Regions from separate parts of the Homo sapiens genome. Here all the other regions are linked to region 1. A link is a contact called in ENCODE Hi-C or POLR2A ChIA-PET data. All regions are on one chromosome and are shown on one strand. The core of a region is the stretch at or near the end of the contact, and the rest is flanking DNA. Distances in the headings are between cores, read along the strand shown.

Evidence for each region. Hi-C counts contacts between places; a loop is a spot of excess contacts on that map. ChIA-PET counts read pairs that join two places held with the same protein, here RNA polymerase II (POLR2A). Pooled maps may share reads with other maps.
Region 2: a map of CD4-positive, alpha-beta T cell shows a loop between it and region 1 (4-fold over the local background). The contact joins the enhancer-like site here to the promoter of FYB1 in region 1. A Hi-C loop is called at or near these places in 2 of 168 maps with a recorded cell type or tissue (CD4-positive, alpha-beta T cell and naive thymus-derived CD4-positive, alpha-beta T cell) and 9 of 50 pooled maps. POLR2A ChIA-PET finds 5 or more read pairs at or near these places in 1 of 52 experiments (activated T-cell).
Region 3: POLR2A ChIA-PET joins it to region 1 with 10 read pairs in activated naive CD4-positive, alpha-beta T cell. The contact joins the promoter of WDR70 here to the promoter of FYB1 in region 1. POLR2A ChIA-PET finds 5 or more read pairs at or near these places in 2 of 52 experiments (activated CD4-positive, alpha-beta T cell and activated naive CD4-positive, alpha-beta T cell).

What each region holds. Positions count from the first base shown.
Region 1 is chr5:39,218,300-39,221,596 of GRCh38, reverse strand. It overlaps FYB1 (FYN binding protein 1), which reads left to right and starts at 2,034. Exons shown (of 19, transcript NM_001465.6): 1 at 2,034-2,154. RefSeq lists an enhancer at 457-958.
Region 2 is chr5:40,408,761-40,411,976 of GRCh38, reverse strand. No RefSeq gene overlaps it. Among named protein-coding and RNA genes, the nearest start is that of LINC00604, 170 kb to the right of the region's middle. Within about 2 kb of position 1,561, at least 13 of the 41 ENCODE cell types and tissues checked have a DNase peak (open chromatin) inside an H3K27ac peak, as active enhancers do; they include CD4-positive, alpha-beta T cell, where a contact is called at or near this core.
Region 3 is chr5:37,377,574-37,380,683 of GRCh38, reverse strand. WDR70 (WD repeat domain 70) reads right to left here and starts at 1,366. Exons shown (of 18, transcript NM_018034.4): 1 at 1,292-1,366; 2 at 1,130-1,195. The coding sequence starts at 1,316.

The DNA of each region.
Region 1 (3,297 bases), core at 785-3,284:
GGTAAAGTCTTCCTCAACTCTTCTGCCCCCATGCAGAAGGAATTACATATTCCTGGGTATTTCCAGATGCCTTTATTCATACTTTGAGCTTAATACTCATCACAGTGTGTCATGGTTAGTTATACAGTGTCTATCTCTATAGTGGTTATAATACATGTTTGGTTGCAGCAAAAGAGACACAACATAACACTGATTTTTAAAAGTTAAATGTCTGTCCTCCTGTTCCCTTCTTTATAACCATCTAGCAAAATCCAGTGAAGATGGGGTTGTCTCCTGTGTTGGGGGCCAGGTCCTTCTATCTCCTGGCTCTGTCATGCCTAGAGTATTACCTTAGTCATCACTGGATCAGAAGAGCTCAGGCCCCCACAGCATCCCAGCCAGCTGGGAGGGGAAAGCATGATGGGGCCCTCTTTTAGGACACACCAAGAAGCTACATAGATCCCTTCTGCATAGATCCCATTGACTAAAACTTAACCACATGGCCAAATCTAATGTCAAGAGGGACTAGAAAATGCCTTATCCTGTGTAGCTGTGGGCCAGGTAAAAAGCCAGAGATCTCTTAGGATAGAATAAGCATCCTAAACTTTTGGCAAACTTTTTCTGCAGAGGACTAGATAGTAAATATTTCAGGCCATATACGGTCTCAGCCATGTCATCATCATTGTTGTCATCATCATTGTTACCATCATTGTCTTCTTTTGCTTCTTCTCCCTTTTCTTACAATTCTTAAAAAATGTAAATTCTTAGCCTGAGGTCTGTACAAAACATTCCACAGGCCAGATTTGGCATGCGGGCCATAGTTTGCTGACCCTACTACTCTATAAGAAGGGAAAATCATACGGGGAGGAAAGTGACCATCTCTGGCATAACGTCTGTAAGATTATAAGCCACTGAGTGGAAAATCCTTGTCTTCTCCATCTTTCTAGTCTTGGCCAGTGCTTGACCCACACAGTAAGTGTTTGATGTTTATGAATGAATGAGTAGAAGGAAGGTGGGGGAGGTTAATTTCACAATCACAATTTGTTAAAATCTCATTTAGTCCCAATGGTAGCCTCTGTTTTGGGGGGTTTCTTTTCTTTTCTTGTCTTTTCTTTTCTTTTTTTCTCTTTTCTTTTTTGAGTTTCTTTCTTTCTTTCCTTCTCTTTATTTTTCTTTCTTTCTTTCTTCTTTTTTTTTTTTCCTTCAGACAGGATCTTGCTCTGTTACCCAGGCTGGAGTGCAATGGTGGTGCAATCATAGCTCACTGAAGCCTTGAACTCCTGTGCTCAAGAAATCCTCCCACCTCAGCTTCCCAAATGTCTGGGGCTACAGGCATGCACCATCACACTTGGCTAATTTTTTTTTTATTTTTGTAGAGACAGGGTCTCACCATGTTGTCAAGACTGGTCTTGAACTCCTGGTCTCAAGCAATCCTCCTGCCTCAGCCTTCCAAAGTACCGGGATTACAGGCATGACCCACTACACTCAGCCCCACTGGTGGTCTTTTCACATGGATTATCATCTAAATACTCCATTTCTTCCAGCCTCAAGAATAGTCTAACAGAGAGCCGACAGAGTGAGTCTAGTGGGCTTTCCACACATGAGTGACCACTCTTCAGTTGATATGGTCAAGCACACCACTTTACCTCCTGACCTCAGGTGCAATTAGCTTCCAAATATTCCACATGCTCCAGTGGACCTTTCTAATTGTAAGCATCCCCCTTTGGCCCCCATTGCAGGTGACACTCCTGGGTGTGTGGAAAGATTATGGGTCCAAAGAACTTACAGCTTCTTCCTCTTGAATAAACATGGTGGCAGGCAGGAGAATCTTGTTTTGGTTTTACCCTTTTAAATATCACATGCTTGGTGGGAATGTTAGCAGAAGTATCCAGGCTGAACAGACACTTTTAAGTTCCCCTTTCTCCTCCTTATTACTCAATATCCTGAGGGCATAATAGAACTTTTCTTGTCTAAGTTTGCCTGGTCAGGGGAGGGAGGTGTGGCTCACTCAACCACTGACCGGGACAAAACCCTGCCAGGCATCAGAAAGCTCCGCAGTTCTTGAGTTCCACATGCAGAGCAGATGCGACAGCTAGAAGTGAGTAGGGCCCAGACCCTGGCCCAGGAAGATCCACTAAAGGAGGCCATCCTTCCGCCTTCTTCTGCAGGAGTCAGGTAACAGCTATGCCTAGGTTTCTTCTTTCAAATAAATGTGTAATTTTTTATAGCAGGAAAAAAGCACCACTTCCAAATTCTGGCAGCACAGACTGTGCTAGCTGAATAACTGAAGGAAACGCATGTTCTGTTGGAAAATAGCAAAAGAGATGAACAGGAGACACTAAAACTCAGCCTCATGGTAGCCAAAAGGATGATAAGCAGATAAAAATGTGGCCGGGAACGTGTCTGTCACTTGCTCTTTCGTAACTGGATAAGGCCTCTCATGTGTTCTTGTTGGAACCTCTGGTGCCACTAGCGTTAAATAACGTCTTGCAGTGAAACCAGAAACAAGGTTTTATTGCCAACAGAGCTGGGCACAGATGGTTTATTTCATCCTGGTTCCTAACAAATATGTGTCCATCCTTTTGATGAGAAAGAGTAACTTTCAATTTCCTCCAAACCTGGCAGGAGGTGAGGATTCACATGAGATTTCTACATAGACTAAAGAAAGGGACTATACTGCCATGAATTATGCCTTCTCAGAAGGAATCCTGGCAAACTGGATAAATGATGACAAACAGCTGCAGATCAGCCAAGGAGGCCTTTCAAAGCAACCAGCAACTCCAAATTTTCCTCGGAGCCTTTGGCTGTCTTGTATACATTGCTGATTCTTCTGAAAAATTCACAAGGTCTTTTCCCCCCATTTAACTTGATTTGCAGGGAAGTAATTAATAGAAATGGGCCTCTGACTCTGCCTTCTATTAGCTGTGTGACTTTGGGAGAGCCACTTAACCTCTCTGTGTCTCAGTTTTCTCATCTAAACATGGGGATAATAATAGAACTCATCTCATGGAGTTGTTGAGGGGATAAAACTATATACACTTTTTGAGTACTAATGTAAAATAATAATTAATATTCACCATTTTAAATATTTTTTCATTAAATACAAATAATTCTGCGTGGGAAACAGATGGGCTTATCACCGGAAGGGTGAAGTTGTGGCTGTGATTTTCTGCCCATGCTATGGGAATGCCACCGGAGGTTTTAGGTAGAGTAAAACGTCCCCATGCAATGTGAGATACACACACTTCAAATAGTCCGATACCTTAAGAAATTAATCATAAGTGATAGGTGAGGGGGAGGAGGATAAGGGTGCTCTTT
Region 2 (3,216 bases), core at 312-2,811, 1.2 Mb before region 1:
GTGTACATTTCTGGAAGCTCTAGGGGAGAATCCTCTTCTTTGCTTTTTCCAACTTTTAGAGGCTGCCCACATTCCTTTCCTCATGGTCCCCTTTCTCCATCTTCAAAGCCAGCAATGGCTGGTTGAGTTCTGTTCACATGGTATCACTTTGATCTTCTCTTCTGTCTTTCTCTTCCACTTTTAAGAACCCTTGTGATTATGTTGTGCCCACTCAGATAATGGAGGATGATCTCTCTATTCTAAAGTCAGCTTATTAGAAACCTCAATTCCATCTTGGTTCCCTTTTTCCATGTAACCCAACATATTCATAGGTTCCAGGGAGTAGGATATGAATATAAGTATTTTGGGGAGTCTTTACTTGCCTACCACAGTTTCCTAAAGAGTAAGGTGACTGGGGAAAAGAGGCATGTTTCAGCACATAGGGCTTATTCATTGAAGACTGGATGTTTGACTTGGAAGGAAAGCTTCCTTCCACTTGGCCAGTGAGATGCCTTTGGCAGTCACGCACACTGGCAGAGCACTAGTAGTGGAAGAGCTGTTAGCTGGCTAGCAGATAGGAGGGGAAGAGGCTGTGTCATACCTGGAAAGCCTGAAGTATCCTTGTTGCCTGAGGACAACTTGATTAAGCTGTTTCTAATGTTTGTAGAGAAGGAAGGTACTAAAGGTTTTTCCCTTAGCGAGGGAAAAGCCAAGCTGCTCCTCAGGTCAGGCATGGAGGGATGAGTGGAGAGGACCTCCTGTAGAGTTGGAATCTCAGTTAAAAGAGGTGGAAATATGAGCCAAATATATCTTTGATTGAAACAGAAACTCCCTTTCTTTCCTTTTCCCTTCCCCACCCTCACTTCCTTCCTTCTAGCTGCCAAATTTGTGCTGTTGCTGTGGTTTGGGAAGCTATGATTACATAAGCACTGCTCTTGTCTAAACAGGCTGTGTCCATAGTGTGAAAGCTAGGCTCATTCATATAGAAAACAACACTAAAGATAACAGCAAAACTTGACATCCACATTCGAAATTTTAAACTTATATTCTTTTAATGAGAGCGAAAGCAGTAATTAAAAAGGGCATGATTGGGGAGTGGGGGAGGTGTACAAAATTTACTTTAAAAATGGTACTGTTGACTGTTGGAGGCTTCTGATTTTTTTACGTTAAGCAAAATGGAAATAGTTGATTGAGACCCTAGAGAAGAATCATGTGATCTGAGTGAAAAGAAATCCACAGCGATTAGTCATCCAGTTGATGTCAAATAAATCACACAAAATGTTGCCTGTATATCGTGAAATGACTTTCTATTTTTTCCCCAGAGCAGACTACTCTTATCTTAGGTTGGTTTCCATGCATACCTAATTCCTGTTGTTTGGTGTCTGTGTGGACAGAATGATTGAAACAGCTGTGGACTTGCCTGACACTAAGTCATCAGCTATTGGAAAGAGTGCTTTGAACAAAGACATCATGCGCTGCCTGAAGGGAAGAGGAAGCCACAAACAGCATCAGAACATGAAGAAAATGTAGGTCACGGCTGCTACCCTGGTGATAGGGAGTACACTTTTATACCTTCATGACGTTGAAAGCATGAGAAGGATGCAGGGGGAATATACACCAGGAGACACATCATCTCTGAATACAAAGCGTAGAAATGTGTGTGTCTCAGACTTCCTTTTTCTTCTGAGTTAGCTCATTTAAGCAATCATATAATCGTACTTGGCGGATGGTGTGGGGCAGGGTGCATGTTTGTGCACTGTTACTGTGGAGATCTATTGCATATATTTTTAATTTTTACAATAGTTTTTGAAGGCTCTTTATATAAAAACAAAGCAAATACAAAACATTAATATACAAAGCATCAAGTCTTTAGCAAGTCTTTTGCCAAAATGAGCTTATTTCAGCATAAAGTGGAATAGCAAAATTTAAAGGAAGGGTAGGTGGCAACCTGATGAACTCCTTTCAATAAAAAGGATGTCCTAAATTTTCTTCTGTATTCATTTCTGTGCTTCCAATTTACTTGGCTCTAGATGTCTTAAATATGCTCCATGAACAGCTTTACTCGAAGGCACTAGGAATTTACAAAGGGGGAAAATTTTTAAAAAATATTGTCACACTGTTCTTTCTCCATGAAGTCCCACTTTCGCTCTTTGAGTGCTTCTTGCTGAATGTTTGCACAACATCCGGCTGCCTTTGCAGACGTGCCCTCCCACTCATCTCTATGGTTCCTTCTCTCCTTCCTTGGGCTGAGTCCTCCCCTCCTCTGGGGTCTTGATGCTTCCCAGAGCTCCTCCCTGGTAAAACTCTAAGCTGCTCTTGCAGGCTATAAGTTCATGCCCTTCCTTATGCATGGAGAATACTGGAAATAGAAGGCAGGTTATTTGTATCCATGACAATCCAGAACATTAAATTCGTCTGATAATGCTCTTTAACTTTTTGCAAGTTCTACCTGCTTTAGGCCCATCTGATAAGAATTTTAAAAAGAGGTTGGCAAACTATACCTGAGGATCAAATTCAGCCCACTGCCTCTTGTACAGCCTGTGTATTAAAGACCAATTTTATATTTTCAAATTGTTGAAAACAATTAAAAGAAGAATAATATTTCAAGACACATGAAAATCATGTGAAATTCCAATTTTGGCATCCACAAATAAAGTTTTATTGGGATTCCATTGCTTTCATTTGTTTATGTATTGTCTAAAATGTTGTTTTTGCACTACACTGGCAGAGTTGGCCTACAAAGCTGAAACATTCACTCTCTGGCTCTTTACAGAAAAAGTTTGTCAACCTCTGATTTAAACCAATTTTAAAATTTACATATTAATTTGCTAATGGTACACAAGAGAGAAAAATTTCCCAGGGCAGAAATTATATTTTTATCATTATTAAAACCTTAGTGGTTAACACAGTGATGTACTTGTAGCAGTTACTCAGTAGATATTTGTTGGAGAGATTTACAATGATCCAGCTTCTATGCAGCCTTTGGAAGAATATCTGTTTGGGGAAGCTTTGCCAGCAGGCAAGAGATTCATGTCTTTTCTCCTTAGCTTTTCTCTTCTCTGTATACATGTTGTGGAACATACACACCTAGAATGTAATCTTCTTTTTAACTGACCACAAAAATTTGGAATTTATCACACTTTCCACAATTGGAGATTTTATTCTAAAAATTATGTACTCTACTCAGAGGCTGTGTACTGGTTATCTATTACTGCATGCAAGTTACCCCAAACCCAG
Region 3 (3,110 bases), core at 117-2,616, 1.8 Mb after region 1:
AGAGCGAGACTCCATCTCAAAAAATAAAAAAAGAATAGAAAAGGCTGGGCACAGTGGCTCACGCCTGTAATCCCAGCACTTTCGGAGGCCGAGACGGGCGGATCACGAGGTCAGGAGATCGAGATCATCCTGGCTAACACGGTGAAACCCTGTCTCTACTAAAAATACAAAAAAAAAATCAGCCGGGCGAGGTGGCGGGCGCCTGTAGTCCCAGCTACTCGGGAGGCTGAGACCGGAGAATGGCGTGAATCCGGGAGGCAGAGATTGCAGTGAGCCGAGATCTTGCCACCGCACTCCAGCCTGGGCGACTGAGCGAGACTCCGTCTCCAAAAAAAAAAAGAATGAATAGAGAAACTACAGAACTAGTATGTGTGAACACAACCCAAGGCCAATATGTGTAAGTCTACTGTTTAATTACTATCATAGAATTAATACACGCTGGTCAAAAGAAAACAAGAAGACCTTGAGAAAAGGTTCAGGGAAGTTAGAATCCCAATGTTTGGATGAACAGCATTTATAATTTTAAAATGGAAAATAAAGAGAAATCATTTTTCATGTATCAGTCTACTAAGTTTTGTTTTCATTTTTTAAATAATTTTCTTTTTAAATAATAATACCTACTCTGTGTTGGTAGGGATATGGTAAAAATGGCATTCTTAATTCTGTTAACTTTGGTATAACCTGGAACAAGTTTTTTGATGGGTATTACGGCAATAAGCATCAAGAAGCTTTAAAAGGCACATACCCAATTTTTCAGCTTTTTAAGTATTTATATTTCTGAATAAACTACACTCTCTTTTAGAAATCTACCCTACCGAATTACGTATTTTTAAAAATCCTCGTACAAATGCTGTTATTTACAAAAATGTTCATTTTAGCATTATTGGTGACTTAAAATTAGAAAAATCCTTTCTCTTCCTCTCTCTCCAGACTCTCATAACTGTCATCTGAGTTGGTTCCAACGGATAACGCAGAATAGAAGACAAATGGGAGAAGAATATTGACAAACTGCAAGGTATGCACCCGAGCTACAATAATTCCGAGTTGACAGCTCGATCTCCACTCCCACTCTGCGGATCTTCAAACCTCTGCACAAGGAAGAGGGTCTCTGCCTGGGGCAGTCACTCACCGAACCCCGTGAAGCCCATGGTGACCGCAAGCTGCGGGTCCGGTCCCGACGCGTCTGAGCCTGTCACTGGAGCAAGAGGAAAAGAGAGGCGGCCTAGTTAGTGCGGCGCCCCAGCTCCCCCGACACGGCCCACCCCGCCCGGACTCGCCTCATGAAACCCACCTTCGCTGGGCCCAGAGCGCTCCATGGCTGGCCGCACACCCCAGAACCAGCCACAGGGACAGCCCAAACAACTGCAGGGGAACTTGCCAATAACTTGCGGCAAATGCTGGAGGAAGTACCGCCTTCAAGCTACAGCGGCGCCGCCGAAGCCAAGAGCGGCGCCTTCCGCAGAGGGACCGCGGCTTTCTGCGCGGCACCGCCCTACCGGACAGGCGGGAAAGCGCCGCGCAACTCAGACCACTGGAGGGGAGAAGTAGTATCTGGAGTTTCTATAACATCCTTTCCCTTTTTTTTTTTTTTTTTTTAAGCCAGAGCCTCTGTCGCCCAGGCTGCAGTACAGTGGCGTAATCTCAGCTGACTGCAACCTCTGCCTCCCGGGATCAAGCGATTCTCCTGCCTCAGCCTCCCGAGTAGCTGGGATTACAGGTGCCGGCTAATTTTTGGTTTTTTGTTTTGGTTTGTTTTTTTTTTGTTTTTGTTTTTGTTTTGAGACGGAGCCTCTGTCGCCCAGGCTGGAGTGCAATGGCGTGATCTCGGCTCACTGCAACCTCCGCCTCCCGGGTTCAAGCGATTCTCCTGTCTCAGCCTCCCAAGTAGCTGGGATTACAGGCGTCCACCACCACGCGCAGCTAATTTTTTGTATTTTTAGTAGACACGACGTTTTGCCATGTTGGCCAGGCTGGTTTCGAACTCCTGGCCTCAAGTGATCCGCCTGCCTCGGCCTCCCAAAGTGCTGGGATTACAGGCGACACCCTTTGCTTTTTTTTTTTTTTTTTTTTTTTTTGAGGCAGAGTCTCACTCTGTTGCCCAGGCTGGAGTGCAATGGCGTGATCTCGGCTCACTGCAACCTCTGCCACCCAGGTTCAAGCTCTTCTCTTGCCTCAGTGTCCTGAGTAGCTGGGATTACAGGCGCCTGCCACCACACCCGGCTAATTTTTGTGTATTTAGTAGAGACGGGGTTTTGCTATGTTGGCCAGGCTGGTCTTGAACTCCTGACCTCAGGTGATCTGCCCACCTTGGCCTCCCAAAGTGCTGGGATTACAGGCCCCGTGCCACCGCGCTCTGCCTTTTTGTTGTTGTTGTTGTTGTTGTTGACTGAGTCTCCCTCTGTTGCCTTGGCTGGAGTGCAGTGGCGTGATCTCAGCTGACTGCAACCTCTGCCTCCCAGGTTCAAGCGATTCTCTTGCCTCAGCCTCCCGAGCAGCTGGGACTACAGGTGTGCGCCACCATGCCCGGCTATTTAGTATTTGAGACTACAGGCACCCGCCACCACGCCCAGCTAATTTTTTCTATTTTTAGTAGAGGCAGGGTTTACACCGTGTTAGCCAGGATGGTCTCAATCTCCTGACCTTGTGATCTGCCCACCTCAGCCTCCCAAAGTTCTGCGATTAAAGGCGTGAGCCACTGCACCTGGCCTGTCAGTCTAAAGTTTACAAGGCTAATCGTGTGCTCAGGATTGTCCTTCTTAAACAGAATGTGGGAGTTCAACACTTTAACGTTTAGAAGGTGGAGAAGAATCTCTTTCTTTTTGAGACAGAATCTCACTCTGTCACCCAGGCTGGAATGCAGTGGCACAATCTCGGCTCAATGAACCTCCACCTCCTGGGTTCAAGCGATTCTTGTGCCTCAGCCTCCTAAGTAGCTGGGATTACATGTGACCGCCACCACACCCGACTTTTTTTTTTTTTTTTGAGACAGAGTCTCGCTCCATTGCCCAGACTGGAGTGCAGTGGCGCGATCTCAGCTCACTGCAACCTCCGCCTCCTGGGTTCAAGCAATTCTGCCACAGCCTTGCGAGTAGCTGGGATTACAGGCCCTG